Regions from separate parts of the Mus musculus genome. Here all the other regions are linked to region 4. The links are chromatin loops, found by intact Hi-C in ENCODE. Cell type or tissue: heart. All regions are shown on one strand.

Evidence for each region. Hi-C counts contacts between places; a loop is a spot of excess contacts. Peaks named below come from ENCODE experiments on the same cell type or tissue, not always from the same donor. Only the 100,000 strongest peaks of a DNase experiment are listed, where the experiment ranks them.
Region 1: a loop joins it to region 4, with 2.5 times the contacts of the local background. A loop is called at or near these places in 5 of 42 quality-filtered maps.
Region 2: a loop joins it to region 4, with 2.4 times the contacts of the local background. A loop is called at or near these places in 14 of 42 quality-filtered maps.
Region 3: it touches region 4 in a loop (5-fold over the local background); 30 of 42 quality-filtered maps call a loop at or near these places.
Region 5: a loop joins it to region 4, with 5 times the contacts of the local background. A loop is called at or near these places in 29 of 42 quality-filtered maps.
Region 6: it touches region 4 in a loop (3.0-fold over the local background); 13 of 42 quality-filtered maps call a loop at or near these places.
Region 7: it touches region 4 in a loop (5-fold over the local background); 15 of 42 quality-filtered maps call a loop at or near these places.

The regions. Positions count from the first base shown.
Region 1 is chr2:30,657,108-30,661,107 of GRCm38, forward strand. It overlaps Gm14486 (predicted gene 14486), which reads right to left. Exons shown (of 4, transcript NR_136917.1): 3 at 2,693-2,778; 4 at 1,057-1,882. Among named protein-coding and RNA genes, the nearest start is that of Gm32316, 3.2 kb to the left of the region's middle. In heart, CTCF peaks have their summits at 1,382 and 2,317; DNase peaks (open chromatin) are centred at 804, 1,494, 2,324, 3,094 and 1 weaker place; H3K4me3 peaks cover 2,762 bases; H3K27ac peaks cover 4,000 bases.
Region 2 is chr2:30,717,996-30,721,995 of GRCm38, forward strand. It overlaps Gm14488 (a long non-coding RNA gene), which reads right to left and starts at 3,192. Exons shown (of 4, transcript XR_866106.3): 1 at 1,978-3,192; 2 at 1,711-1,875. Mir3089 (microRNA 3089) reads left to right here and starts at 3,215; the gene lies at 3,215-3,298. Gm39782 (a long non-coding RNA gene) reads right to left here. Exons shown (of 3, transcript XR_866107.2): 3 at 3,568-4,000. In heart, a CTCF peak has its summit at 2,016; DNase peaks (open chromatin) are centred at 506, 1,216, 1,936, 3,956 and 2 weaker places; H3K4me3 peaks cover 2,658 bases; H3K27ac peaks cover 4,000 bases.
Region 3 is chr2:30,439,245-30,443,244 of GRCm38, forward strand. Ptpa (protein phosphatase 2 protein activator) reads left to right here. Exons shown (of 10, transcript NM_138748.5): 8 at 420-520. Among named protein-coding and RNA genes, the nearest start is that of Ptpa, 25 kb to the left of the region's middle. In heart, a CTCF peak has its summit at 1,930 (motif pointing right); DNase peaks (open chromatin) are centred at 1,627, 2,047, 2,717, 3,407 and 2 weaker places; H3K4me3 peaks cover 2,928 bases; H3K27ac peaks cover 3,602 bases.
Region 4 is chr2:30,792,437-30,796,436 of GRCm38, forward strand. It overlaps 1700001O22Rik (RIKEN cDNA 1700001O22 gene), which reads right to left. Exons shown (of 7, transcript NM_198000.3): 5 at 3,965-4,000; 6 at 3,709-3,847; 7 at 3,127-3,369. The coding sequence ends at 3,259. Among named protein-coding and RNA genes, the nearest start is that of Gm39784, 7.2 kb to the left of the region's middle. In heart, CTCF peaks have their summits at 2,350 and 2,555 (motif pointing right); DNase peaks (open chromatin) are centred at 2,295, 2,395, 3,225 and 3,645; H3K4me3 peaks cover 1,339 bases; H3K27ac peaks cover 3,078 bases.
Region 5 is chr2:30,434,234-30,438,233 of GRCm38, forward strand. Ptpa (protein phosphatase 2 protein activator) reads left to right here. Exons shown (of 10, transcript NM_138748.5): 5 at 1,331-1,448; 6 at 3,337-3,436; 7 at 3,996-4,000. Among named protein-coding and RNA genes, the nearest start is that of Ptpa, 20 kb to the left of the region's middle. In heart, CTCF peaks have their summits at 1,774 (motif pointing right) and 2,079; DNase peaks (open chromatin) are centred at 1,728, 2,118, 2,738, 3,758 and 1 weaker place; H3K27ac peaks cover 498 bases.
Region 6 is chr2:30,928,092-30,932,091 of GRCm38, forward strand. It overlaps a transcript of Ptges not described here. Among named protein-coding and RNA genes, the nearest start is that of Tor1b, 23 kb to the right of the region's middle. In heart, CTCF peaks have their summits at 281 and 1,594 (motif pointing right); DNase peaks (open chromatin) are centred at 390, 980, 1,660 and 1,830; H3K4me3 peaks cover 1,028 bases; H3K27ac peaks cover 1,290 bases.
Region 7 is chr2:30,611,299-30,615,298 of GRCm38, forward strand. No RefSeq gene overlaps it. Among named protein-coding and RNA genes, the nearest start is that of 9330198N18Rik, 16 kb to the right of the region's middle. In heart, a CTCF peak has its summit at 2,444; DNase peaks (open chromatin) are centred at 2,523 and 3,443; H3K4me3 peaks cover 1,221 bases; H3K27ac peaks cover 3,191 bases.

The DNA.
Region 1 (4,000 bases), 140 kb before region 4:
CTGTGATGGTCCAGGCGACTTAGGAACCACCCGTGCGTTGTGTGTGGAGAGTCTGAGGTGTTCGTGGGGCTGAAGGAGCCCTTGTTAATTACCAAGAAATGACCAGGAGGCCCGGGCCCAAAGCTCTGACCTTGAAAGGGCAATGGAATCGAACTAAAACCCTGTAGCAGACCTAGGACGACCCTGACTTCTGTTTCTGAGCCAAGGCTGAGGGCTGGATGTGGTCTGAAGGCAGAGGGCTCTCTTTGCTGGAGGCCTTAGGCTCCTCCCGGCACACAGGAAAAAACAACCTGGGCCATTCTGGGCCATTCATTCGAGCTGTTTGTACGTGCAAATATTTATTATTATTATTATTATTAAACGTCCACTTCCTGTGCCCGAGGCCATCTCCTCCATCCCTCTTTCCAGCCTCTCTGTCCAGGACCAGAGTCATAACTGTTTGCATTTGGGCTAATAACGACCTGGGAGTTTGGAGGTGGATATGGGCAGGACTGTAAACTTTAATTAGCCTGGTGAGATTAACATCGTAGCAGGGGACTGGAGTGGGGGCCTCCTTCCGAGCTCTCTGATCCCAGTAGACACCCCCCTCCCGTGAAGGGCACCCCATACAGGATGTGCAGAGGACCGCACAGCAAGGCTTACACGTGCTGAGTTAATCTTTATTCGCCTCGAAGCCGAGTCAGGCTTCAAAGAGCCCTGGGTCGAATTGCTGTCCCTCTGGCTCCACAGTACTCGCTGGCTTCCTCCTTGCAGAAACCTCAAGCAGAAAACTCAGGGACTGGGCTGTGTGACCTTGAGCCGGTTACTCACCCTCTCAGGGAGGGGAGGCTAAGTGGGAAGGTTCAGGACAAATGCTGCGGAATCTAGGAAGCTAAACCCTACTGGGTGGCCGAATTCTTACTGCCTGGCTGCCTAGCCTGGGGGGTCACACGTTCAGGAAGGGCTGAGGATTTTCTGGTCTCCATCTGGCTTAGTATTGAGAGCATTCAGCGGCTCGGGGGCTGTTTCCACCAGCGTCCCCAGGAAATTGGCCTTCCCGAGAATGAAGTCATCTGCTTCTCTTTTATTTATTTATTTTTGTCGCCTTTTTCTCCTTCAAGCATGAGCCCCTGGGCCTGTGCGGCCCCTCTCCACGGCTGTCGCGGGAGAAGGGGCTCTGAGAATAGGTGGGACCCCGGGGTGCCACGCGCCGTCCTGGGACTGGCCGAAGGTGAGCTCCCGGGCGGCCAGGGCGAACAATAACAGTAAATAACGCTGCCTCGTCAGCGTCATAAAAACGGAAACGCTTCCACTGTGTTTTAATAAGCGTCGCCCATCAATCTGCCTCCCTGCCGGCCGCGGGCACCGGGGAGGGTGCGGGAGGGGGACGAGGGGGCGCGAGCGGCCGGGGTCACGCGCACCAGCCGAGCCGAGAGGCGGCCGAGCTGAGTAACTCCGTTGCCATGGCGACGTGGCCGCAAGGAACAGGAAGCAGCAGAAATAGCAGCCGCCGCGGCGCGGCCCCTCCCCCCGCGAGCCCGTTGCCACGGCGACCGGACGGGAGCGAGGCTGCGCGGGCGGCCTCCTGCTCAGCCGACTGACGCATGCGCAGTACGGCGCGCGGGTGGGCCTCGCCCTACAGCTCCCGGGGTGGCCCGTGGAGACCAGTGCTACTCGGGGGTCGGTGTCTGCTTTGGGAGCCTTCTCGCCTCGGCTTCTGGCAAAGGCAGTGCTTTCCAAGCATGCAGCGGGCAGGGACGTGGTCACCGGAGTCCCCGACCTGTTCTGAGTGACAGCAGAGCCGGGTCCAGGCTTCCCTCGCCGTGGATGGGGCACCTGGTGACGTCCAGGATGCCTCCTCCTCTTGGTCCCCATCTCCACGTGTCCCTTTGCCAGATAGAACCTGCATAGAACACAGAAGCCCTGGCACCCTCCATGTCCCCTCTTGTGCCAGAAAACAACGTTCTTTCCTCCACACCCCCCAAGTTGAGGGAAGCCTAGATGTTTCATAACAAAAGCCCTCCCCCACACCCCATAATAGCTTGTTTATGTGGAAGCGGCTGCAGCCTTGGGGGTCTGAAGCTGGTGTGTGTGTATGTTTGTTACAGGGACACACGTGATTATATCTGAGGCCGTTTGTGGAGAATTTTCTTCTCTGTAGATTCTGTTTGGTTTGTTTTTAATAAGGGTCAGAGGTCTGAGCTTCTGTGGGGAAGGGGGAAGGGTCACCTCGGATGGCCAGGCCAAAGGGTCCCAGGGGGACAGGTCACGGGGCCTGCAATGCTAGCAGAGGCCAGCAGCTAAAGCTGCTCCATCTGGCTCTGTTCCTGGCGGCAGGCAAGCACAGGCAGCCAGCAGGATGCTCCCTTGAGTGGAGCCCCAGAGGGGGACACCCTGGAACGGAGACTGGTCTCCCTGGGCAGGACAGCTGTCATTTCTCAACTGTCCAAGAGAGAGAGAAGGGAGCTGCTGCTGGCTGGGTCTTTCTACAGCACTATCAATGGCGGGCTTGTGTATGCCGCCTTCAGGTTGGCTGTGTGAAATGAAGGGAGCCTTGAACTGCTTCCGAGTCCTGGCCAGCCAGCCCAGTGTGTGGACCGAGGGCTACAGGCTACATAAGAGCATTTCCACTCAGGACAGCCTAGCTCTGTGTGTCTTTCCCTCCTTCCTCACCCTGTAGACATGGCAGGGGCGGGGGGGGGGGGCTGCTTACCCTGAAGGAGAGCCTGCCTGGTGTCCAAAGACAATGCATCCACCATAGAGATCCTGGGGTCACAGTTAACTCTTTTTTAGGGGAAGCTGTGGAGATGTGGGGAGGAAGGAGCAGAGAGACTGGGCTGTAATTCAGAGAAGGTCCCTGTCCTTGAGGCCAAAGCAGACTGAGACCTGAGATGACAAAGCAGGCCCTCGTGGCTTGTGACTGTCCCTGGAGGGAGATGGGTGCTCAGAATCCGACGTCTATTTACTGCAGCTGGAAGGGGTTCCTTCGCTGTCCCCTGGTCCCTGAGACCTAGGCTGACTGTGTCCAGAGGCTATAGGCTTCAGGGGTTAAGAAGCAAGGAGGTGGGCCTTGGCTCTGCTACTAAAGCCCCGTGGAATCAGAGGCAGGCCCCGTACCTTCCTTGGGCTTCAGTTTTCCCATCTGGCAAACAGGAAGAGGGTCAAGGCAGCTACTGACTGCCTCATAGTTGACCCAGTCAGTATTTCTGAGGTCTGAATGTCCTATACCGCCAATGGTATCTTAGGTCAGGCTCAGGGATAGTGGCCCAGAGGAGTGAAGTCACTCCCCAGGAAAAGCTAGAAGGTAGCACAGGCACCTGCCACACCCGCAGGAGAGCAGGGATCACGCTGTGAGTGCTACAGTCACAAGTCAGCACCCCCCTCAGCCCTTCTCATTTTGGTGGCTCCATCCAGAGCCTTCCCTTTGTATAGAGTTGGGACACCCATTCCTCCTTTCTGAGGTTAGCAGAGGGACTAGAACTCTCCGTGGTGTCTGCTAACTGTCATGAGTGAAGGGTGACCGGGAGGGTAGGTCTCCAAGGATACGTGCTCTGCACACGGCTTTGCAGTCTGCCCCAGAGCTTGAGATCTGTGTGCCTTCTCCCCTGTCCCTTCCTGCAGCTGATATGGCAGGGCTGGGGGTCCTCACTCACTAGGCAAGCGTGTGGCATCCAGATGGTGTGGTTAATCGCGATGGAACCGTAAATCAGCGGTATTGTCCCAGCCTCCCTGCTCTTGGCAGAGCCGTCACCTGGAGGAGGAGCTGGTGTAAGAAGCTCCTGCAGCCCCGCCCACCAGCCCCAAGCTTTGTTCCCAGTCAGTGGCCAGTGTCTGTGTTTGAATACTAGCCCTGTCACTGCCTGTGTGGCTTTGACGAAGCCCTGATCTCCCTGTTAGCCTCAGTTTCTTCATCTATAAAATCCGGGCGATCACAGCGCATGTGGTCCCCAGAACAAGATGAAGTCTCTCATGTGGGCCATTCCTGACTTATAGCTCAGTAGATCCTCCACAAGCTTATAGC
Region 2 (4,000 bases), 74 kb before region 4:
TCCCTGAAGAGCAGAAGAAGCCTGTAAGAAAGGCAGCCCTGAGATGGCGGGGTAACCTTGAGCCGTTTGCTCTCCCGAAACCCCATCTTCCCAATGGTACCACTTGTGCTCACTCAGGCGCACCGTGGGACGCAGAGCCCACGTGTGCCCCGCATTTGTCAAGCACATGGCAGGGATTAGGAAGGGCGTGAGTTACATCATTCACTTCTTTTTACAGCTGAGAAAAACAAACCGAGGCTCAGCGAGGTGCAGCAGTCTGTCCAAGGTCACACAGCCCAGAACAGGACAGGGATGTCCCAGTTACACAGCACCCATGGGACTATGCGGCCGTAGGACTGCACCTCCTTCACCTATTCCCCGGTCCTCTCAACTCTCAGGCTCTGCAGGCTACGTGGGGGACACAGAGGTGGGTGGTGTGGGCAGAGCGCAGCTTGCTGGGAGGAACGGGTTAATGCGCTCCGCCGCATTGGGCCGGCCTCCAGGAGAGCCAGCCAATGGGCATGCTTGGTGATGAGGTAATGCCAGGACGCGCAGAGTGGGTGGGGCTTGAGTGGACCCCTCTGCTCCTTCTGACTTTCTGCTCTCCTTAGCAACCCCTCACCTTTGACCTTGATATCCCGGCTCTTCTTCCAACCTTGAGGGACTGGGATCATCAGCCCCCTGCAGCACTGAGCCTCACGCACTGCTGCAGATGTTCAGATGCATCCTAGCCTGAATAACACCCCCTGGACCTCAGTTTCCCTAGATGTAATTTCTTAATTGTCAAAGTCCCTCCCAGTGGGGTACCTGCATGGATCCCCAGAGCAGCAGGCAGCCTTGCCTTGCCTTTGACCTCTGCCCCGTCGCAATGGTTCCCAGAATCCGGGGCCAAGGAGTCACTAGGCCAGTCACACCCTTCACGTGGTCCCGACCCTTGGGTGCCTCTCCTGACTGATCCCACTGACCCCTTCCTCCTAAGCTAGGAACTAGCTAGCCACACAACAGCCGCAGCAGCAGCAGGCTCGCAGCGGTAGTTAGATGACAAAGTTCACCAAACCACTCGGCCTAGCAGAGCTGGGTTAGTTAAACGTCTACTACGGGCCCAGAGCTCCGGCTCCGTGTGGCCTGGTGCCCTACAACCCTCCTGTTGTCGCTATATGCTGAACGCCACCCGGGCACGAAGCAGTTAACGCCCTTGCAGCGAGCTGGCAGAGCCGGCTGCCCGGCTTATTAGTCAGCCGGCGGGGAGGGGGCGGAGGGAAGGAGGGAGGAGGGAGGGAGGGGTTCAGTGGAGAGCCGCAGAAAGCTATTCTCAGGGGCTCCCGTGTGTGGGGAGGGCGGCTCAGCGGGAACTGCCGCTTCCCAGAAAGTTGATTATTTTTAACCCAGGAAGAAGAAAGGAAGGAGGCCCAGGGAGGACTCAGAGAAGACGAGGAAAAGAGAGGAGAGGAGAGAAAAAGAGGAGAGGAGAGGCGAGAACAAGGAGAGGAGAGGAGAGAGAGGAGAGGAGAGGAGAGGAGAGGAGAGGAGAGGAGAGGAGAGGAGAGGAGAGGAGAGGAGAGGAGAGGAGAGGAGAGGAGAGGAGAGGGATAGATATTTGGAGGGAAAGGACAGGCAGGGCAGGGAGGAAGGAAGATGAGGCTTAGATATCCCACAGCAAGGGTTGGGGAACGCTCTGGGCCAATTCTGGAGGAGGAATAGATGTGGGGTACCCACCCCTGCTGGACCTACCATCCTCCTGTCCTTGTGGACTGGCCTAGTTGCATGGGGGCTTGAGGGAGGAACTGGGCACAAGGCAGTTCCAGCTCCTGGGAGTGCTCTCAGGTCAGTGGGCAGCACAATGGCACAGCCTTGTTCTGGCCTTCACGGTGACTCCTGGGAGTCTGCATGGAGGCCCTGGGAAAGAGGACAAAGAGGTTGCCTTGGTGCTTGGGCCGAGAGGGATTCACTTACGGGGGGGGGGGGGGGGGGGGTGTGGGCCCAAGTCACTTCTCCTACCTCTAGGTGGTGTCAGGCTGGGAAGGCACCTCAGAAGCAGGAGCTGGGTTCACAGAGTGAGACAAGCCAGAGACAGCTGGCCCACAGGGCTCGCAGGCGTGGCGAGCCATAAAAAATGCATTGGGTGCCCCCAAGAAGGCTGAAATATCAGGGACTTAGGCAGACTGGCTGTGTGTGTGATCTCAGCAGGGGTCAGAAGTGTCCTAGAGAAGGGTGCATGAGGATCTACTGGGATGACTAACTCAACTAATGCGAAGCCAGGGAAGACAGGACTGGCAGTCTTCAGGCCTCAGATCCAAGTGGTCTATCAATTCCTGCCTCTGGAAGGTTTGGCAGGCTTTTATGGAGCAGAGAGAACAGGTCTCCAAAGCTCCCAGAGGCTAGGAACTGGGGGCTGAACTCAAGCTTGGTTTGTGCCATGGTGGAAGACCAGCCTAGTGCAGATGCGGGAGGAATCAGAAAGCTGTCTGGGCTGGCTATGTGACAGGGAGGGCTGGTGCTGTTCAGGAGGCAGGGGACAACTCACAGGAGCAGGCTGGCAGCTTCGCATATTTGAGGGTCTGGTAGAGATGGCTCAGAGCGCCAGGTGAAAGGAAGACCCAGTGGGGAGGGCTGAGGGAGCTGCAGTGGCATTGCAGAATATGCTAGAATCCTGGTGGACCGGCTGATCCCGGTGGGTCTGCAGTATAGGCAGGGGAATCAGGTTTGTTATGGTAATGGTGCAGAGGGAGAGAGGAGGGTTCTGTTCCTATAATTGAGTACTGGGAGACACAGCAGACAAGACAGTGTGTGGCCAGCAGGGCTGAGCCTCGGGCAGGCCAGGCCGATGCCTGGAGCCTGGGAAGGTCCTGGGGACAGATCAAGAGGCCTCGGGTGTGATGTAAGGGCAGGTATGCATGTTTCTTGCTCTGAGGGCCTTGTCTCTAATTGAGAAGGATTGAGAGGGACCCAGCTACCCCTACCCAGTCACTCTGGAGCCCTGACCAGCTTCAGGCCTTTCCCCAGCAGTAGGTTGGGACTGCTCATTACCTCCACAGGATGTAGAAGGTGCCCACCCACCAAGTCACTCCCCACCCGGCCCCCAACCCCAACTGCTGGCAAGAGGAGAGCAGAGTTGAGCACACAGTAGGTCCTTTCCATGAGCCTAAGCTAGTGGGTAGAGTTAGAGCTACAGACTGGGCTGAGAGCAGAGCCCCTGCCCAGATGCCCTGGAACAGGGAGATAAGGGGAACAGCTGGTGGCTTGCAACTGAGTTCAGGGACAGCGTGTCTCAGTTTCTCTGTCTGAGCATCTGCTGATCCTGAGCTGTGTTTTTAGCTGCAGAAACCCAGGGCCTTGAGGCTCCACCCCTACACTCTGAGCACCACTGCTGCCAACGCCAAGGGGGTCTCGGGAATGGCAACTGAGAGGAGGGGGAAGGTTCTAGGACACATATGGAATCCAAAGTGCTCATCTTCCAGCTCTGAAGGGCCTGCCACGGCTAATAACAGTCTTCCAGCCAGGCAGTGATGGCACACACCTTTAATCCCAGCACTCAAGAGGCAGAGGCAGGAGGGTCTCTATGAGTTCAAGGTCAGCCTGGTTTACAGAGTTAGTTCCAAGACAGCCAGGGCTGCACAGAGAAACCCTGTCCTGGCGGGGGAGGGTGGGCTTCCCATCAAAGCTATGCTGGCCCTGCCCTCTCACCTCCTCCCAAGGGTGAGAAGAATAAGGCCCAGATCTAAAGGACAGACCTGAAGCCACCCCACGGCTGACTGTGTTCTCTGAGCCCCCACCCCTAACCCTATCTACAAAGTGCCTGGCTCCTTGGAAGCAGAGGAGGGTAGGTGTCAGGCTGTCATTCCGTGACCCAAGGCTCCCCATCAGTATGACAAGGGTGTAGGCTAGAGCCCTCTAAAGTGGACAAGACCCAGACTTCCCAGCATCCACTCTGAGAAGCCTAGCTCAGAAGAGTTGGCCAGGGCCCCAGAGCTGCACCTCCTGCTCTGTCCCCATCAGGCATCTCTGAGCTGTGAGGAGCTGT
Region 3 (4,000 bases), 350 kb before region 4:
CCTATCTCTGTATGTTGGCAGTAAAGGTATCTATCACCACACCCAGCTGAGGTAACTTTTAAGGTAGGTAATGGTGCTTAAACAGCAGAGGTTGGTGCTGCTGACAAACCAGGTGCAGAGCTGTTGTCATGGTTACAGGATGCTCAGGTGTGTTTGTCATCTCTGCTGATTGGTAGCACATCAGGTTTGTGTGCACCCTTATCACCACGGGTACATGCATGGTGACTAACTGTGTACAGTGAGCAAGCGCCTCGCTAGGTGACAAGGATTTCTCAGTCCCATTGTGATCTTTGTGCAGAGACTCTACCATAGCTCTGTGCTACCATGCCATCTCAATAGTTGTAAACTGTCTGAGGTAGGCACCTTGTGCTCAGGCTGGGTCAGGGCTGTTCTGAAGCCCAGGCCTCTACTTTTCCCAGACCACCCCCACCTGGAGCCCAGACATTTCGTGGATGAGAAGGCGGTGAGCGAGAACCACAAGGACTACATGTTTCTCCAGTGCATCCTGTTCATCACTGAGGTGAGAGCCATGCCAGCCTCTGTTAGGCAGCCTTGGCAACTGGGCCCTCTTGCCCAGCCGCCAGCCTTCTTCCAGAACCAGGAGGACTCTCATTGTTAGGTTTGAGTTGGAGCTTTACTCTGCTGCCCAAGCTGGCCTTAAATTCATGACAGTCTTCCTGCTTCCGCCTCCGACTGCTTGGGATTAGAAAATCAGCCACCATACTCAGCTCCCATGGGGTTCTTGGGCTGAGGGGTTAAATTGTAGTTGTTAGTTAGACTTGGTGACCCGCAGCAGGCCTAAGAGGGTGCCATGCAATGTGTTAGGGTGCAATCAAGTTAGAGGTTATGGACTCAGGTTGAAATCCCTAGAGGAGCTGCAGTGCTGGGAGTAGTTCTGTCTCTCTGTACCTCAGCAGTGTTCGAGAGGTGAAAACAAGCAGCCTGTGGTGGCAGTCACTGGGTCCAACATCACCTGTGGTGGCAGTCACTGGGCCCATACTACTCAGCACATTCCCTAACTGGAAGTACTTGTCTCACCGAGGCAGGATTCCCTACAGTATAGTGCTGGAACACTCCCCAAGGTAGCCCACGGACTCTGAAAACTCTTGGCTTTGGGCCCATGTCAGCTTTCCCTCTCAGAATCTTGTGGACAAGAGCCAGGAGCTCATCAAGGGACCCAGAGTCTCAGGGCCTTGATTCTGGGAGGTGTTAGAACTTGTCATTCTCTCTGCCTATACCTATCAAGTCTCACCCCAAGTTCACAGGGTCCTGGCTTCTCTTTCTGTGCCTCCTGCATGTTTGCCCTGTGGAATTACATGTGGTCTCCCGACTGGATGCTACTCTCTTGGCTCCCTGTTCTGAGCCTCTGAGCAGGGAAAAGCCTGGTTAGCAGCCTTGACTCTAGGTTCTTTCTGGTCAGCATTTGCCTCAGGGTTGTGCCAAGCTCCAGGGGCCAGAGGGGAATGACACATTTTTTTCCAAGTCAGCAAATGGAGCAGGGACTGACGGCTGGGCGGCCACTACTTGGTTCTTGGAGATAATGCTGCCTTCAGCAGTGTGGCAGGCTCAAGGTCAGAAGGACTGGGGGCAGCCTGGCTCACTGCCTTGAAAGATAGCTTTGCAGGACTTGAGCGTGCAGCGAGGGGCTAGGGAGGATCTAGGGTGAGAGCTAGGGCTGAATGGGAAGGAGCTTCAGATTCTGCAGAGCTTGCTGCTTGAGGCCAAAGCCTGAGCTGTTACTGCTTCCTCTGGCGGCTGGCCAAGCCCCTTGCGTCCCTGTCAATAATTCTAACAAGGAGGCTAGCGAGACTGGGCTTCAGGGACTGGAGATCGATGGATTCCATGCTAAGATTTAGTGTGTGTGTTTGTTTCGGCTGATATAAAACCCCAAAACCTTTTCCAAAGTTTGGAATGGAGGACCCCATAGACGGTAGTCCAAATAACCACAAGGAGGCGCTAAAGTGCACTGAACTCTGGTGGCTTCAGTAACAGAGGTAGGAAGTGGGAGGGGAGCTTTTTAGTGGTTGTGCACCTTCTCTGCTAGGCTTGGTTTTCTCTTGGTTCCAGGCTCTTGGGTCAGTCAAGCTCTGGTTGGTTGCTAGGCACTGTGGTGGCAAGGGCATGCTGCCTGCCTGGGTTGGGCAGTTGTAGCGCTCTGCTGCTGCTGCTGTTCACAGATAGACAGCTAAACAGACAGAGAAATGGATACAGATGTATAGATATTCCCCACCCCTACTTGATGAAGTTGGCAGTTTTTACTTATAACCCCCATCAGGAAGTGAGCAGTCTCACCCAGAGGGCACAGAAGCCTACAGGGTGTTCAGGGCTTTTGGTCAGGGAGACCTGCAGTCTTTACTGCTCAAACAAAACCCAAGGAAGTTGGGAAGGAAACCACTTCTCTTTGCTGGGTCTTGTGTCAGGACCGCTTTGCTAGTAGTACTGGATGTGACAGCGGAGGAAGCCCACCTTGCGGGGCTCCAACTGCTTCAGGAAATGTAGCCCTGGCGCCTTTAAGAGCCAAGGGCAGGCAGGAAAAGAATTTCAGTTTCAATCTGGCTTCTAAATTTGGAGTTTTGGGAAGGGAGGGATCAGATTTCAGCTGGAAGGGAAGGAGCTGACAGGAAGGCGCTGTGCTGAGCCTCCCCCACCCTGCCCATCCCCCCAGTTACTGACAGAGGAACCATTTACAAAAGGCCGATTCTCTGGGGAGTGGAGAGGCAGGAACGCAGCGTCTGTGAGTAATTTCCTGCTCAATATGGCTGCTCTGACTCACACGATTCCCCTGGGGTCACTGCGGGACTGCAGTTGCTTGCTTGTTCTCGCTCTTTCTCTTCTCCCTTTGTGGCTAGAATGAGCTGATTTTTTGGGGGCGTCTTCTCACCCCCAATTTCTTTTCTCCCTCATTTTTTTTCCTTTCTCTTGAGTCGCAGAACCTCCTTCTGAAGGACTTGGGACCTGAGGCCCTGAAGGCCTTGAGGGTGAAGTGGCCTCTCTAGGGACATAACTGAGCTACACAACTTGGGCCTGCCTCTAGCTCTGCAGCCTGCCAGACAGCCCGTTTTGAATGTCCCTTGTTAGTGAGCAAGGCTGGTCCCCCAGGCAGGGTCCTTGCTGAGCCAGCCTGGAGCACCTGCTGTGAGACAAAGCAGGTGGTCATTCACTCAGGGGTCTGTAGGGGACCCTGTTTCATAGTTCCAGCCTGCAAGTGTGCAGAATTGGGGCAAGGAAGTAGAGAGATTGACGGTGGAGTCTTTGCAGGAGTGTTGGGATACATCTCGGAAGCTGAGGGCACTGTAAACTTTGCCAGGCTCACAGAGCCTTTCAGAGTCTTTCTGTGTAGTATGGGGCTGTCCTCTGAGCCCTGTTCCCCAAAATAAATGCTGCCTGTAACCTGGGGAGGGAGTGAGGAGGGCGTGCCAGGCTGCATGGCTAGTAAATACAAATGGACTGGCCTTGCACTCTCACTGGCAGGATGCACTTGGGACATAGGCTTCCCTATTCCTGTGCCCCAGCCGAGGCTCTGATGCCCCGGGACTGCACTGGACTGCAGTAGTGCTCTGCCTTCCTGCAGTCAGAGTTTGAGCACTGATGGACTATCCATGTGCCTGCTCGTCTTGTTGCTGTGGCTTTTTCTGCCCTACTCTTGACCTTGTTAAACAAACTTCCCTCCTGTACTGATCTGGAGCCTCCCTCTATCTCTGTCTCTGTCTCAGAGGACCAGATCCATCAGGGCCTGTCCACAGCCCCTTTCCTGTCCTCCAGGCAGGTCTAGACCACGCACCTACAGTGTGTCTGCATAGGAACACATTCTACTTTCTTAGGGTAGGGATGGTCTCTTCCTGGGTTGCTAAATTTGATAGACATTGGGATGGAGCCTCTGTTTTGTCTGTGTGAAAGAGGTAAGCAGAGGCTGTAGATGAGAGAAGTTCTGTTTTTTCAACAGGCCTTGTAGGTCAAGGCTGTGGTGTGTGTGTGCGTGCATGTGCGTGTCTGTGTGTGT
Region 4 (4,000 bases):
GGGCCTCGGTTTCCCAGGAAAGAGCTCTCCTGAGCATGGTTTCTGAAGAAACTCCGTGTCCAGCTGAAGCCTGGCAGGCTGCAGGAAGCTGTGCGTGGGTCGGTGTCTGTCTCTCTGGCTTTAGGGGACTTGGGGTTACCTAGAACTTTGTAGACCGGGCTGGCCTTGAACACTGAGATTCTCTCCTGCCTCTGCCTCTCAAGTGCTGGGATTAAACCCTTGTGCCACAAATTCCAGTTCTTTCTCGCTCTCTCTCTTTCAAGAGCTTATTTTTAAAGCCAAGCATAGTGGTATACACCTTTGATCTCTCCTCACTTGGGAGGCAGAGGCAGGAGGATCTCTCTAAGTTCAAGGTCAGCCAGGTGCGGATGCTAGAAACCAATCCCAGAATCTCTGTGAGAGCAGCTAAACACTGAGCCGTCTCTCCAGGGCCACATTGTGGGAACTGGACCCAGCTCCTCACACGCGGTACAGCATACACAACCACCCCTCACTTCTAGGGCTAATGAGCCACCTCCTGGGTACAGGTTACAGAGGTTTACATGGCAGGGGACATTCCAGAGAAAGGGACAGGGCTTCCTGTCTGGATAGGAGACACCCCCCATCTGTCACCCCAATAAGCCTAGTTCCCCTTCTCCACTCGACTTGGCCCAAGGGACATAGTCTGTGATGGTGATCAGGGAGATGAGAGAGATGGGAAGGCCTCACAAGGGGAGAGGAACAGACTGACCCCAAAGCACACAACTCACAGATAAGATACCCGCTATGCTACTGGGAACAGACCCAGAGCTAGGATTTTCCCCTAGCTCCCCTGTGCCTGAGGCAGTCACTTTAATCCTAACCCTGAGGTGGGCAAGGCAGGCAGGTCTCTGAGTTCCAGGTCTACAAAACAAGTCACAGATCAGCCAAAGCTCCCTATGAGACCCTGCTCAACCATCCAGACAAAAACGTTCAGTGTGGACTCTGGGAAGGAGAATGGGACCACTCTGAGAGACAAAAAAACCCAGGACCGAGGTCACCGGAAAGGGGTCTTTCCCCAGCCTCAGCATTCCCAGAGCCTTCTTGGTCACCTAAGTTCAGGCGTCACATGAACGTCGATGTTGTGGCTGCAGGCAGATACCACCTTGGGAGTTCTCTGGGGGTTTTTTTTGTTTTTTTTTTTTTGTTTTTGTTTTTTGGTTTTTTGAGACAGGGTTTCTCTGTATAGCCCTGGCTGTCCTGGAGCTCACTTTGTAGACCAGGCTGGCCTGGAACTCAGAAATCCGCCTGCCTCTGCCTCCCGAATGCTGGGATTAAAGGCGTGCACCACAAGTTCTCTGGGACCCGGTACTCCAGAGGTCCATGCTTCAATGTGCAACACATGTTCTGAAGTGTGTTATCTCTGTGTGTGTAATGGGCTCTGTGTGTGTGTGCACGCTCGTCTCCTCCATGTGGGATGATGTCTGTTTGCCATCTGTATGGTCATATGTGTCAATGTGCTGTCTGTTTATGTGGTATGTTTGTGGGTAGCTCTTTGTATCTGTGTTTTTCCATGTGTATGTGTCACATGTGTGTCTCTCCGTGTCCATGCATATCTGTGGTGTGTCTCCATAAATATGGACTATGTGGTATGTGTTGTCTTCTGTGTATGTGTGTGTGTAGTATGTGCCTCTCCATGTGTGGGGTCTGTACATGGTGTATATATATATATATATATATATATATATATATATATAGTATGTTTACTATGTGTTATGTACCTGGGCAGTATCTGTTGTGAACATCTGTAGTATGGTTTTCTATGTGTGTGGGGTCTCTATTAGTGTGGTATGGTGTGTCTGTGTGTTCTCCCTGTGTGTGGGATCTCCAGGTGGTGGCTGTGTATGTGCTATCCTGTGTGTGGGGTCTCTGTGGTGTATGTGTGTGTGCACGCGCGCATTTGAGCACGTGCAAGTATGTCTCCTCGTGTCCTGTTTCTGTGCCTGAGGTGTTCTATGTGTGGGATCTCTATGGTGTATGTGGTATGCAGTGTGTGTTCTACTTCAACGTCCAAGTTTTTCTCCTTGCGTGGTCTGCTCTGTGTGTTCCCAGACTCTCCGTGAAGGCCAGGTCTCAGGGTTGCAGGTTGGAGACTGGATTCCCACAGTGGGACGCGCCAAACCCATCACAGTGAGCACTGCCTAGGGGAAAGTTTCTGACAACGATACCGGCCGAGAGCTGAAGTTTCGCGGCGCAAAGCCAGGCCAACACTGCCCCCGCGCGGTGCGGTGCGGCGCTGCAGGCGGCCGGGGAAACAGGCAGACCCGGCACGCACGGCGCGCAGCACTCCAGAGAAACAGGGATTCCACGTCTTGGGTCACAGCCTGAAAGCTCAGAAAGGGACCGAGCCCCGTTCCAGCCCAGCGCTGATGACGTTGATGCATCGCGTCGCATGCCGGGTCAGCCCTTCATCATCCCCAGCCCATCTGGTCCCTAAAATGACCGGCCCAGTCCAACCCAAACCCCCAGCTTTAGCATTCCGTCCTCCCCGTTACACTCCACTCCGCACCGAGTCCGAGACGTTTCTTCAAGGGCCAGCAGGTGGCGATAAAGACCTGGCCAGAGCGCAAGAACAAAGTGAAACTCCAAAGAAGGAGGGGTTCCCCCAGGGGTTCGGACATGGAGTAATGGGGGACACCCAGGTGTAAGGCAGTATCTATGTTAATACAGTAGATAAATTCTAGGAGGCCTGCCACGGTGACTCAGGCCACTTCCCCATGTGGATTTGAACACCGGAGCAGGTAAGAGAACTAAGGATTACCCATACACAGGAATCTTTTTCCTGGGCTGGGGTCTGGATACCCATATCATGTACTAAAAGGTGGACAGAGAAAAACTCTGGCGCTAAAGACAAGAAGTTGTTTATCCACTCTCCTAGGCTGAGGTTATGGCTGAGGCTCTGCTTCAGGCACGGGTTGATTTAGGTTGAGGTTGTGTCGTGAGTGGTCCACCCCTTGCACAAGCATTCCCTGGGACAAGCTGAGCCCCTGGGGTGCCCTGACTCCCCACCCCCAATATCCAGCTGTCATCAGCTTCATCCCAGCTGTGAGCCCACCCCAATCTCCCTTACCCAGGAACCCCAAGTGGTCCCCAATCAGGCACCTAGAGTGGCTTTTACTGGGAGACCTAGTGATCCATCCCAGCCACCTGGGAGGTGTGTTTATTTGTGGGGTGAAGAAGCACTCTCTTCATTGCCTGGCATGGGTACACTCCTGAGCTGGGGGGAGCTCTGGCAGGCATTCACCTGTGAGCCTGCTGCCGGTTTGTGGTGGACGGCAGGAGCAGCTGGTAGCCCTTAGGGCGGCCTTGCTTCAGGACAGACTGCAGCACCAAACTGGGCAGAAAGGATTCCTAGAGGGAGAAAGATGCCTGGCATGGCACTGCTGAGGGGACCCCAGGGAGGAGACAGGGAGCAGGGGCAGGCGGGGGTGGGGGGGCAGGTGGCTCCACATTACAGCTGTCCTAGGCTGAAGCACAGCCCACCCACTCACTAGCCTGGCTCAAGGGCCTCCTCCCCCTTGGCTCCACGCTGAGGAGGCCAGGCCACACAAATCCAAGCCATAAACCCCATGGTGACTCAACAGAGAGGGTCCCCTACAGAGTCACTGAGGGCTGGTGCTTCTGCTGGCGGGCTGCCCGCCCTGGGCTGCTCACCAGCTTCTGGTTCCAGGGATGGGGCCATTTGCCCACCTGATCCACATTGTTAGGGGTGTCCAGGAAGGTTCTGAGGCCTCCCCGTGGCCTTGGGATGGTGGCCCTGGAGATGAAGGGTAGGTGGCTGCTCACGGAGGAGTCCTCAGAAAGGTAGAGCTGAGGTTCCTGAGCTGACCTGATGGGGAGAGGGGGGCCTATAGCTTTTTGGCCCTGAGTTCCAGACCCACGTACAGTTTGTAGCTGGAGGACCTAGACCACAACCCTTCTGCTTCCTCTACCCACAGAGCCTCACACGCGGGGGCAGGTCCAGAATGAGGAGCCGGCCACA
Region 5 (4,000 bases), 360 kb before region 4:
GAAGTCCGTGTTGTCTGTAGTTGAGCCATTCTGTTTCTGTTAGAGAACACCTTGTGTAGAGAAAGCCCTGCAGTTCATAATTGACCAGAGTCCCAGGATCTGAGCCTGTGTGTCAGTCAGCGTTTGTTGGCACTGTGTAGCATAATGGCACACGTAACAGCATGCATGTACAGAGGCGCATGTGGTATGCTCAGAACTGAGCCTGTACTGACATGTTGCAGCCGAGGAGAACACTGTCGGAAACACTGTGGACTCACAAATGTGCATGCTTTTGAATAGGTTTCTAATGAACGCCATAAAGTCTCTGTCCTGTGCGGCCCGCCCCCCAGCCCGTGCTTTTGAGGGCTGTGGAGAGTGGGTGCTGCGAGACTCTGCCCCCAAGGTTTTGGTCTTGGGAAGAAGTTGCCTCTTCGGAGCACTGGGAAAATAGAGCTTTGGGTCTCTGGAGAGCAGCTGTACTCACAGGCCAGGCAGGGATGCCTCCAGCTCCAGTTGGAGAGATGCTATTTACTAATCTGTCACTCTGTGAGCACACCACTGTCTGGGAGGGTGCAGCCTTAGGGCCCCCCCCCCCCCCCCCCCCCCCCCCCGCTGCTGCACTCTGGTGATACGTGGCCTTGGTGTCTCAGAAGATAGACTTTAGTTAGAAGTCAGAACTTGGAAGAAAGCTAGCAGTAGCTAAGCAAGTTGCAGCAGCCTGGGGTCAGTGTTTGCAGTGCTCCTACCACCCAAGCAAGCTGCAGAGCACCCCCCGCCCTCTGCCAGGCAGGCCCGGCACGCTCGGGAACGCTGCTCTCCCGGCCTCTCTCCATTACTGTTGCAGACATGGGTTTTATTTGTGTTTGGCGTGCATGTTTGGGTAGTCTCCTTTACTTGACCTTATGTCGGTCAGGTTCACTGCTGTCACTGGAGACGGATCCTTTTCTTTGTTGTGTAGTATTGTGTTGCAGAACTCTGTGTGGTGTATTTATTTTGGGACATTGTCGTTGAGTTTTTATGTTCTGACTGGGATAACTAATGCTGTTTGGAACCTTCCCGTGCATGTCATGGCAGACTCTAGCCTGCATGCTTACTGCTCTGGGAGTGGACCCAGCAACTATGGGGATAATAGGCTGGACATCCCATAATCTCTGTAGACCTTGGGGCGCATTGATGCCTTATCTTGCTCCCAAGTCACCCTAGGAGTTCCCTCCCCTTTTCTAGCTTCTCAGAACTGGGAAGCAGGCGAGCCTCGATGCCTGGACCCCAGGCAGATGCTTCCCAGTGGCTGCCTGCTCACCCAGGTGCTGCCTAATCTGCTGCCACCACTGTGTGTCTCTTATGTTATCAGGAAGCAGAAAACTTGGTGGCCACAGTGGTCCCCACCCACCTGGCTGCTGCTGTGCCTGAAGTGGCAGTTTACCTGAAGGAGGCTGTGGGGAACTCCACACGAATTGACTATGGCACAGGTATCTGCTGCTGAGGGCTCTGGGTGATGGGGACCTTGCTGCTTTCTTCATGTTGCCTGAGCTGCTTTCTCTATGCTCCACACAGTCTTGGGGGGTCTCTGAGAAAGCAACAGTTTGTCAGGCCCCTGAGAAGTAGGGAGGGGTGTGTGTGTGTGTGTGTGTGTGTGTGTGTGTGTGTGTGTGTGTGTGTATGTGTAGGGTGTATGGGTGTATGGGTGTGGGAATGTATGGGTTTCAGCAGTGTTGTTGGGAGGGATAGTGACTGCTGGCTCTATCTTATGCCACCAGGTGGTGCTATTGCCACAGGCACGACACTGCTGAGAGTTGGTTTCTGTTCTTGGTGAAGCTGGCTTCTATTTAGATGCCTCATCACTCTAGAGATAGTTTATTGAGCACTTACTAAGGGCAGATGCCTAGAGAAGAAAAACCTTTGATAGCCCACTCTCTCCTCACCTCTCTTGTCTCTCAGCCATTTTCTTTGTGCTGATGATCTTTGGCTCTGTCATCCATTTTGGCTAAGCTGTTGCAGGGACTTTAAAGAGACGTGGTCTCTAGGTTGAGATAGCCTCCATAGTCCAGGAGACCCATTGTGATAAGGGCTTCCTTTCCTCTTTTCACTAAAGTAGGCATTTGAGAGATGTGCTGTCTCCCGCTTGGTTGGGAAGGAGAGCTAGAGGGCGCACGAGTGTCAGCAAGCCCTGGGGAAGGCGTGCCTGGAGGCAGAGCCTTGGAGAACTTTGTCCTCTGTTCCTCTTGCTGCTGACAACAGTTCTGAGACTCTGGGATATGGGGAGCTTTGATTAATGCCCAACTAGGAAAAGAGTTCTGGGGCATGGGGTAGCCTGGCTGTCATTTGGAAATTTATTTATTTATTTATTTTAGCTTAGTTTCATTTGTTTATTTGTTTATTTATTTATTATAAGTGAGGGCCTCTTTAGGGGTGGTTGTGAGCCACCATGTGGTTGCTGGGATTTGAACTCAGGGCCTCTGGAAGAACAGTCAGTGCTCTTAACCGCTGAGCCATCTCTCCAGAACCCCATTCGGAAATTTATAGGTGACCATAATTGAGCGTGTGTGCATCCATATCTGGCAGCTGTCTGGTCTGCAGAGGTCGCTTGAAACACCTGGCTGCACCTCCCTCCAGTTGTCTTACTACATAAGGAACAGGATCTAGGGTCTAGCCAGTGCTCTGTGCAGAGCTGACTGCTGCTGGGTATGACTAGGAGAGGAGGGTCCTCCTCCCTCGTGATCCCTCATCAGGGCTCACGCAAGCTCTTAGCATGGCTGTTCACATCCATCTGGTCAGAGCCGCCTTCTGTGCCCTCTGCTGGAGGCACACTGACTACTTACTGTGGCCTTTGTGTGCTGTTGCTTCTGGCTAAAATGATTTCCTACTCTCCTTTGTGCTGGCCACCTCCCGTTCCTCTTTTATTTTAAACATTATTTCCTTAGGAGAAAACCTTGAACTCTGAAATTAGGGTCCCCCTAGGATGTGCCTCAGTTACCCACTTGTCTCCCAAATAGCTAAACTCAAAGTAGTAACTATATATTTAATATTTAATGTCTGTGGTCTCTGACTAATCATGAGCTCTTTGAGGCAAGGACTCATTTGTTACTGGGATCCAGCATGGACAGTGTCTGCCCAAATAGTAGGTGCTCAATAAGCTGGGGTTTCTAATTGGTCAAACCCATAAAGTAAGGTGCAGGTGCCTGTGCAGGAAGTCGCCTCAGGCCCCTCAGGAAGAGTGCCAGTGCTTGTGCTTGTTGAAAGGCTCAGGTCTTCTGGACTGGGAGGAGGTCTCTACCTCAGTATGGGCCTTCCTGCTCAAGGGAGTTGGGTGCGGGGGGCCTTCTAGAAGATGTCAGCTTGGGCCATTTTCTTCCCCAGGGCATGAGGCTGCCTTTGCTGCTTTCCTCTGTTGTCTCTGCAAGATTGGTGTACTCCGGGTGGACGACCAGGTGGCTATTGTCTTCAAGGTGTTTGATAGGTGAGTCACCGTGGAGTGGAGGAGATGGCATGTGGTTCCTGGTGTTCATCACATACAGGCGCTGTTCTGAGGCTAATTTATACAACCTTATGCAGTAACACTGCCTGCCTCTTATAGAAGAGGAAACAGCCAGGCATCTGCTGACATCATAGTCCACCAAAGACTGTGGACCTCTCTGGGTGGCACAGGTGTACAGGGACCTGCTCTGAGCTGGGCAGCCCCTAGGGCACACTGCTGTCCTGGTGTTGGCACACCTCCAGTTCTGCAGGTGACCCATGTGCACAGCTTGTGATTTCTGACACCAGGGACCTCACCCGCTTTCCCGTGGCACCTGAAACTAGAGAGAGGGACCCCTGCCCAGGCTGTGACAGGCTGCCAGGGTTGATGACACTGAGCCTGGTCTCCATGTGCTGTTTTGTCCCTCTCCCTGACAGAAGACGTCTGAGGGGAGAGGAAAGCCTGTTGGCTCTTTCAGCCTCACATTCTCCGTACCCTTTGTGTGCTGAAGAAATGTCATTCTCACCTTTCTCTCTCCTTTCTCCCTGCCCCTTCAACACAGGTATC
Region 6 (4,000 bases), 140 kb after region 4:
CCTGAGCCCACATGATGACTCAAACATCCCCTAACTCCAGTCCCAGGGAAATCTGACACCCTCTTCTGGTCTCTGTGGGCACTTTATACATGATGTGCACGTTCAGACAAGTACGCACACACACACACACACACACACACACACACACACACACACACACACACACACAAATAAAAATAAATTTTAAATGGAAAGACATGAACTCACAAACGACTCTGGAAAACTGCTTTTAACGCTGACTGGCTCACCTGCCTGCAATACCGTGAATGCCCACTAGAGGTCTGCTTATCCTGGCGGTCTCATGGACTCTCTGCCCCAGCCATAGCAGAGCAGCTGTCAGCCTTCACAAACCAGAGAGGCTCAGACTCTTCCACCCCCGGGCTTGGAGACCATACTTTCTCTGGGTACCTTAGGGTTTTAAGACATTCTGTGTGTGTGGCTCCCCATCGCCTAACTCCACTCCACGGTGTCTCAAGACCCCACCCCTTCCCAGCCCAGTGTCTCAGTGACAACCAGATGAGCCCCTGGCTGCCAGCAGGCCTCTCATTGCACTTGGGACCAGGCTCTTCCTCAGATATGGTTCTGGCCACAGAAGCCACCACGGGCGATGTATGAACCATTGTAAGCCTGTTGGTAGCAGCAGAGAAAAGAGCCACTTTCTACACCAGAGAAGGGACCAACCAGACAGAGAGACTTGGATTAAAGGTGCGTACCACCAGGCTGGTTTCACTTTAAGGTTTTATTAGTTTGTTTTGTTTTTCAGGTAGAACTCCCCAGCTAGCCCTTGAACTTGCATTGTGGTCAAGGATGACCTTGAACCTCTGTCTCTCCCTCCCAAGTACTAGGGTTACAAGCATGCGACACTTTATGAGGTGCTGGGGTGAAACTCAGGGCTACAGATATGCTAGGCCAGCGCTCTATCCACTGAGCCACGCCCTAGCCCTACCCACACTCCGGAGATGAGGAAGCTGGAGTTTGGAGGAGGGGCATGACTCAGCCAATGACTGTGCTCCACACCAGCAAGACATGCTCTGGATAACATATGACTATGAAATCCCCCACAGAGCCAGGAAGATGGAGCTGTTGGTCAGCAAGGTATGTGTGCGACTCACCTGGTTTGCCTCCTTCCAGGGCCAGCTGGGAGCTCCCATTCACCCACCCAGAATGTCTGGCTCCCAATCTGGGCTCTCAAAACTACCTTAAAGGAGCAGGCACCCAAAAACATCCTTTGTCATCCACACTACCACCCCAAAGTACAACGGACAGCCAGGGACCCAGACACGAATGCTGGACAGCGCCAAGGCTTGCCTCAACGCCATCCTCAGGGACTTGGGGAATTGGGGAGCTCTGGGAACTAACTGCTTGGCCTTGCGTTTCCGAACTTCGTTTTATCCCAGAAGACAACTCTCTTCCTCCTGGCTGGAGGCGGTAGTTGAAGCGGGCCATTAACACTCCCCAGTTCCACCCGCAATGAGCATGCGTGTTTGAGAAGTAAAGCTAGCAGGCACCAACTGGAAAGCCGGGCAAGTCCTTGAGGGAACCAAAGAAATGAGAATCCCAGAGGAGCAGTCGCGGAAAGGCTGAGCTTCCAGCAGGGGGAGCACGGGGGCCTTTCCAAGATCGAGCTCACACACTCCCCACCCCACCTCCAGCCCTTGCTGGCCGCTTACCTTGTCCTCAGGTGTCTCTGCTGAGCTCATCCGTGATGACGTCACCACGTCACACTGGAGGCCTTGGCGGCGTGATATCCAAGGGGGCTTCGGGCTTTTCGCTGTCTCCTTCCTTTCTCTATGACTCAGGCCGGGAGACACAGGCTGGGGCAAGGCTGTCCATTCTTGCACAATCGCTGTCCTCATCCGAACCGCAGCCCTGTCGGGGGCCTCCCTAGGCTCTCAGCCACCTGAGGGTAGGATTTCAGACCTGGGCCCAGAGACAGACGTACTCCACTGTCTGGCTGAGGAGAGTGCGCTCCTCAGTTGCTCTGTCTGTGGCTTGCACACCTATGCTCCCTTGGGAGTCCTCTGTCCAGGTGTCCTGCTCCCCTGTCTCTCTGCCCCTCCCCGCCCCTCCCCTGTCTCCTCCTCCTAGTTTCTCTTTTCTAAACATAAAACTCATCTTCTAACCAAATTCGCACAGGCACTGATGGGACATGTGGTTTTTAATAGGAGATGGCCATGATTCAGAAAAGGTGGTGGCACACGCCTTTAATCCCAGCACTTGAGATCGGCAGGCGGATTTCTGAGTTCGAGGCCAGCCTGGTCTACAAAGTGAGTTCCAGGACAGCCAGGAAACCCTGTCTCGAAAAGAAAAAAAAAAAAAAAAGAAAAGAAAAAAGAAAAAGAAAGAAAGAAAAGAAAGGAAAGGAAAGCCTGAAACAGATCATCTATCCATTCATGCATCCACCTATCCATTCATACCCACCTGCCCACCCATCTATTCATTCACCTATCCATCCTTTCAAGTACCTCCCACCGACCCATCCATCTACCCATCCATCCATCATCCATCCACCCACCCATCCACCCACTCATCCACCCACTCATCCATCCATCCAGAGGTGGTAGAAGCAGTTTAAAACCGTGAGTTCACTAACCCATAACCCTAGCACTTCAGAGGTGAAAGCAGGAGGATCAAGACTTTGAGTCTAAGAACCTGGAGAATGGCCGGTGATTAAGAGCACTAACTGCTCTTCCAAAGGACCAGAGTTTAAAGTCAGCACCATGTTTTTTTCTTTTCTTTTTTTAAAATAATTTTTAAAGATTTATTTATTATTATATCTAAGTACACTGTAGCTGTCTTCAGATGCACCAGAAGAGGGTGTCAGATCTCATTACAGATGGTTGTGAGCCACCATGTGGTTGCTGGGATTTGAACTCAGGACCTTAAGAAGAGCAGTCGGTGCTCTTAACCACTGAGCCATCTCTCCAGCCCCCAAGTCAGCACCATGTAATTCACAGATACTCCAGCTCTGAGCTCCGCCCACTCTTGGCCAGTGAGTGCCCTGCATTCACCTGGCACACAGCAAAACACCCACAGTTATAAAATAAATACATCTTTTTTAAAAGTACAAAAGAGTTAGAGGCTGGGACCAGAGAGATGCTTCAGTAGTTAAGAACACCTGCTGCTCTTGCTTAGGACCAGGGTTTGATTCCCAGAGCCCCGCACGGCAGCTCACAATGGCCTGTAACTGCAGTTCCAGGGGAATCTGATGGCTCTTCCGGCCTCCTTGGGCTGCTGCCCATGTGTATTGCATATGAACGCATGCAACCACACACACACACACACACACACACACACACACACACACACATGAAAAAAAAGTACATACATAAGAATTTGAGCAGGGCTGGGCATGGTGGCACACGCCTTTAATCCCAGCACTCGGGAGGCAGAGGCAGGCGGATTTCTGAGTTCGAGGCCAGCCTGGTCTACAGAGTGAGTTCCAGGACAGCCAGGGCTACACAGAGAAACCCTATCTCGAAAAACAAAACAAAACAAAACAAAACAAAACAAAAAAGAATCTGAGAGCTGGGCGTGATGGAGCATGTCTTTAATCCCAGCACTTAGGAGGCAGAGACAGGAGGATCTTTGTGAGTGGGTGTCCAGCCTGGTCCATAAAGCAGTTCAAGGATAACCTGAGCTACACAGTGAGACCCCACCTCAAAACAAACAAAAAAAGCAAAAAGCAAGCAAGCAGGGGCTGGTGAGATGGCTCAGTAGTTAAGAGCACTGACTGCTCTTCCAAAGGTCTTGAGTTCAATTCCCAGCAACCACATGGTGGTTCACAACCATCCGTAATGAGATCTGACCCCCTCTTCTGGAGTGTCTAAAGATCGCTACAGTGTACTTACATATAATGAATAAATAAATCTTTACAAAAAAAAAAAAAGAAGACAAGCAAGCAGTTGGCAATGAGGCTCTAACAACATAGTGAGATCTGAAGAGGACTATGTCACACTACAGTGGCAGCTTGCACATATATGACCACAAAGCCCCGCCT
Region 7 (4,000 bases), 180 kb before region 4:
CTCGACCCTAAATTCAAGGTCATCCTTAGCTATAGAGTGAGTTTAAGACCATTCTTAGTCACGTTAGACATTGTCTAAAAAAAAACAAAACAAGCTGGGGGCGTGGTGGCGCTCATTTTTAATCCCAGTAGGCAGAGGCCAGCAGATCTCTGTGAGTTCAAGGCCAGCCTGGTCTACAGAGTGAGTCCAGGACAGCCAGGGCTACACAGAGAAACCTTTCTTGAAAGAAACAGAGAAACCAAAACAGCCCTGGAGTAGCATCAAGAATGATCCAGAGCAGGAAGAGGTGGGGAGGTGGGAGACACTGGAGCCATGGCTCGGTCTGTAAGGTGCTGGCCTTGTAAACAGAATGACCTGAGTCTTGATCCCCAGCAGCCTGGGAGGGTGCAGTGGTACAGGGCACTGGGCAACGGGAGACAGTGGGACACTGGGGCTTGCTGGCCAGCCAGCCTGGGCCACCACTGAGCTCTAATGAGGGGACATTGCCTCAAAAAGTGACTGAGAAATGCACTCAGTGTCGACCTCCTACCTCTACATGTGGGTATGCATATGTGCAGGCGAACTCCCCTGTGAGTCTCCTCATGTTTGTTGACCTGACGACATCTGGAATTAACCAAAATCCAAACAGTGGGTATACCTTGAAGGATATTTTTCTTGATTAAACCATTTGAACCGGGGAGATTGCTTTTAAGTAACCTTGTGACAGAGGCCTGCAGAGAGGACAAGCTTGCTCTGCCTGGCAAACCCATCCCTTCATGGGCATTAGAGCCTAGCCTACTTCTTCAGGATTCTGGCATACACTGAAGACCAGCCTAGACACGAGCCTTGTGGTCTGAACAACTACTGGGTTCTTGGACCTTCGTTGGTAGGCAACCATTGTTGGACTAGCTGGATCACAAACTCTAAGCCATTCTAAAATAATCACCTATATATCTAGATATATAGATATTCAAAGGACACATACACACACATGTATACGCAAGCACACATATATGTATACATTTGAATATATATAGCTATTCGAAGGACACAAGTGTAGGAGGGGGTTGGGGAGGTTTATATGTCGTTGGGGCTCTAGAGCAGAGTTTCTCAACCTGTGGGTCGTGACCCCTTTGAAAATCTCTATCTTAAAAATATTTACATTACAATTCATAACACTAGGAAAATTAGGACATAGCAATGAAAATGATTTTGCAGCTGGGGGGTCACATGAGGAACTGTATTAAAGGGTCAAAACATTAGGAAGGTTGAGAACCATAGCTGTAAGGAACCCTGACCAATATACCCCACAAACATATGTACATAGGAACATGTGTCAAACAGTACACACAAATAAAACAAGCCGGGAGAAAGCCAGAGTCCACGATACAGTGAGCTCACAGCTTCATGGAGAGTGGGCCCTTGCAGGCATCATCGCCCAGGAGCCTGGGTTCAGGTCCTCGCAGCCATCAGGGTCAGAGCAGGTGTGGGGGGAGGGCTCTGGCAAGAGGGATGTCCTGAGCCTGCTCCTGGCCCAGGCCAGTTACAGGGTAGCCTCAAGGGTCTCCTGAGGTGGTGCCAGCAAAAGGAACCCACAGCCGGCCTCCAGCTCCCCAGTACTGCGATTACGGATGTGTTCTACCTCTACCCCATGTCCCATCCCTGATTTTTTATACTACCTGAGGTTCAAATCCTGTATGCCCGGCAAGCAGGCCACCAACTGAGCCACACCCCCAATTCTGTGTTCTCTCCCCTCCCTCCTTTCAGTTCTTTCTTGCTCCCTCTTTCCTTTTCTGCCCCACTCTATAGCCCAGGCTAGACTCAAACTCTCCTGCCTCAGACTCCGGAATGTTGGGATCACCAGAGCTAGCCTGATGTACAGTGTGTCACCTGGACATGATGACTAGACACTTAGGATCCTTGTACTCAGGAGGTAGAGGCAGGAGGATTGTGAATTCCTGGTCAGCCTGTGCCACTCAAAATAACCTTGTCAAAAATAATAATAGTAAAAATAAAGGAAGGACTTAGGATATGGTTTAGTGGTAGAGCCCTTTCCTAGTCCATGCAAGGTCTTGGGATTGAGCGCCCCTCCTACCCACTCCCCCCCCACCCACCCCCACCCTGCTCCAAGCACCAAAAATCCCCAAACCAATCTGTGAACCAATGTGCTTAACAAAATACTTGTCAGAGGGCCTGAGAACTGCCTCACCTGTCTCCTGACAGATACAGCGGGGAGGTAGCTTCTAGTCCTACCCGCCCCCCAGAGGGGGAAACTGAGGCTCTGTGAGCTGAGGAGCTGGTCTGGGCCTGGGGAACTAGCTGTGGCGCTGGCTGCAGGCAGACCCTCAGGTCCCAGCTGCCTCCCCTTGCCACTGCCTTCCCAGCCCCAGAATCCTGGCCTCTAGAGGAAGATTCCCGCGGTCCCGGTTGGGGGTGCCAGACAGCCGCGACGGCAGCGTGTTTTTTTAAATCCTCTTCTCACTGACTTATGATTATTCTTCTTTAAGGCAGGGAAGAAATCCAGAGCGTGGCAGCTGGTCACCTCGGGGTGGCGGCCCCTCCTCGTCTGCGGACCTGCAGAGGAGACCGGAAGCTGGAGGCTTGGAGCGGGAGGAGGAACTGAAGGGGAGGATGGAGAAAGGGAGGAAAAGGAAGGGATGAGAGGCGCGTGGAGGAGAACGGAGAGGAAGATGGAGGGGGAGCGCACAGAAAAGACCCCCCCCCCCCAGCTCCTCTAGCAGATCGAAGAGCAGGAGACACACAGATGAATAATTTACCAGGGAAATGCAAAAAGAATTTAGAAACTGCATTTATAAATATTTATTTTCGCAACGCCCCCCCACGTCTCCCTGTTAGCCCTTGTCGGTGTGTGTGGGGGGGGTCTCTTCCTCTACCCCTCAATTTCTCTGGCTTTTCTTCTGGTCTGGGCCTGGCTCCCTCCTGTCTCCCTCCCCAAATCTCTGCCTATCTTTCTCCTTTCTCACACTCCTGCTCCCACCGGTCTGTGTACCCGATACCGTTCCCACCCCTGACTTCATTCCACTCATCTGTTTGGGTGTGGGTGGGGAGGGGTGTTCTTTTTCCTATGAACCCCTCTTCTTTGTCCCCATTTCTTTCTGCTTCAGAGTCTTGCCTCCCTGTGGGCCGGTCTTTGTGTATGTCCCTCCTTCTCCCCCTCCCTCCCTGTCAGTTTCGGACCTTGCTGCCTCTGCCATCCCTTTGACCCCCTTTTTGTCTTGGGTCAGGATCCATAAGGACTGAGAAGCCCTGAGAGCGGGGGTGTGTGGGTGATGTCCACGGCCTTACCCTTTCCTCCCATAGGCACCTGTGTGAGATTTCAGAGCCGGGGACAAGGAAGGGACCCTGTGAGGGTAATCTGGTACTCCTTGGTCAATGAATCAGCCACCATCAGCAGGAGATGGGAAGTCAGGATGTAGGTGGCTCAGGGCCAGCTGGGGAGCTGGGAGGGCTCATACAGAGAGCTTGGGGAACAGCCATTGAACAGACCTAGCAATGTTCTCACTCTGTGCTTCTCTCTGAGGAGAGGACCCTGGACTTGCATGGCAACACAGTCCTGGGAGGAGGGAAGGGAGGTGAATAAAGCCTTCTTGCTCCAGGGCTGGGGAAACCAAGTCCTGCTTCGATGCGGGGGGTTGCTTGCCTAGAGCTGACGTGGGACACCAGCACCTTGCCTTCAGCTATTTGGGGCCTGACACCTGTGCCAAAGAAAGCTGGGACTCAAGGAGGACTGTGGGTGACACCCATCTGTGGTCCAGGCACAGCATGGCCAGGGTCCACCTGAGACCTTTTCTCAAAACAAACAACGGGACCTTTTCCTTTTGGGTTGAGATAAGAGAGTCTCATAATATAGCTCAGGTTGTCCCAGAACCCTCTTGTGTAGCTCAGGCTGACCTAGAACCTGTGACCTTCCTGCCTAAGCACCTTTCAACTTTTAAGAAAGAACCACGGCTCTCAGGAAGCAGCAGTTAAATAGTGTGTTATGGACACTCAGGAGCCGAGG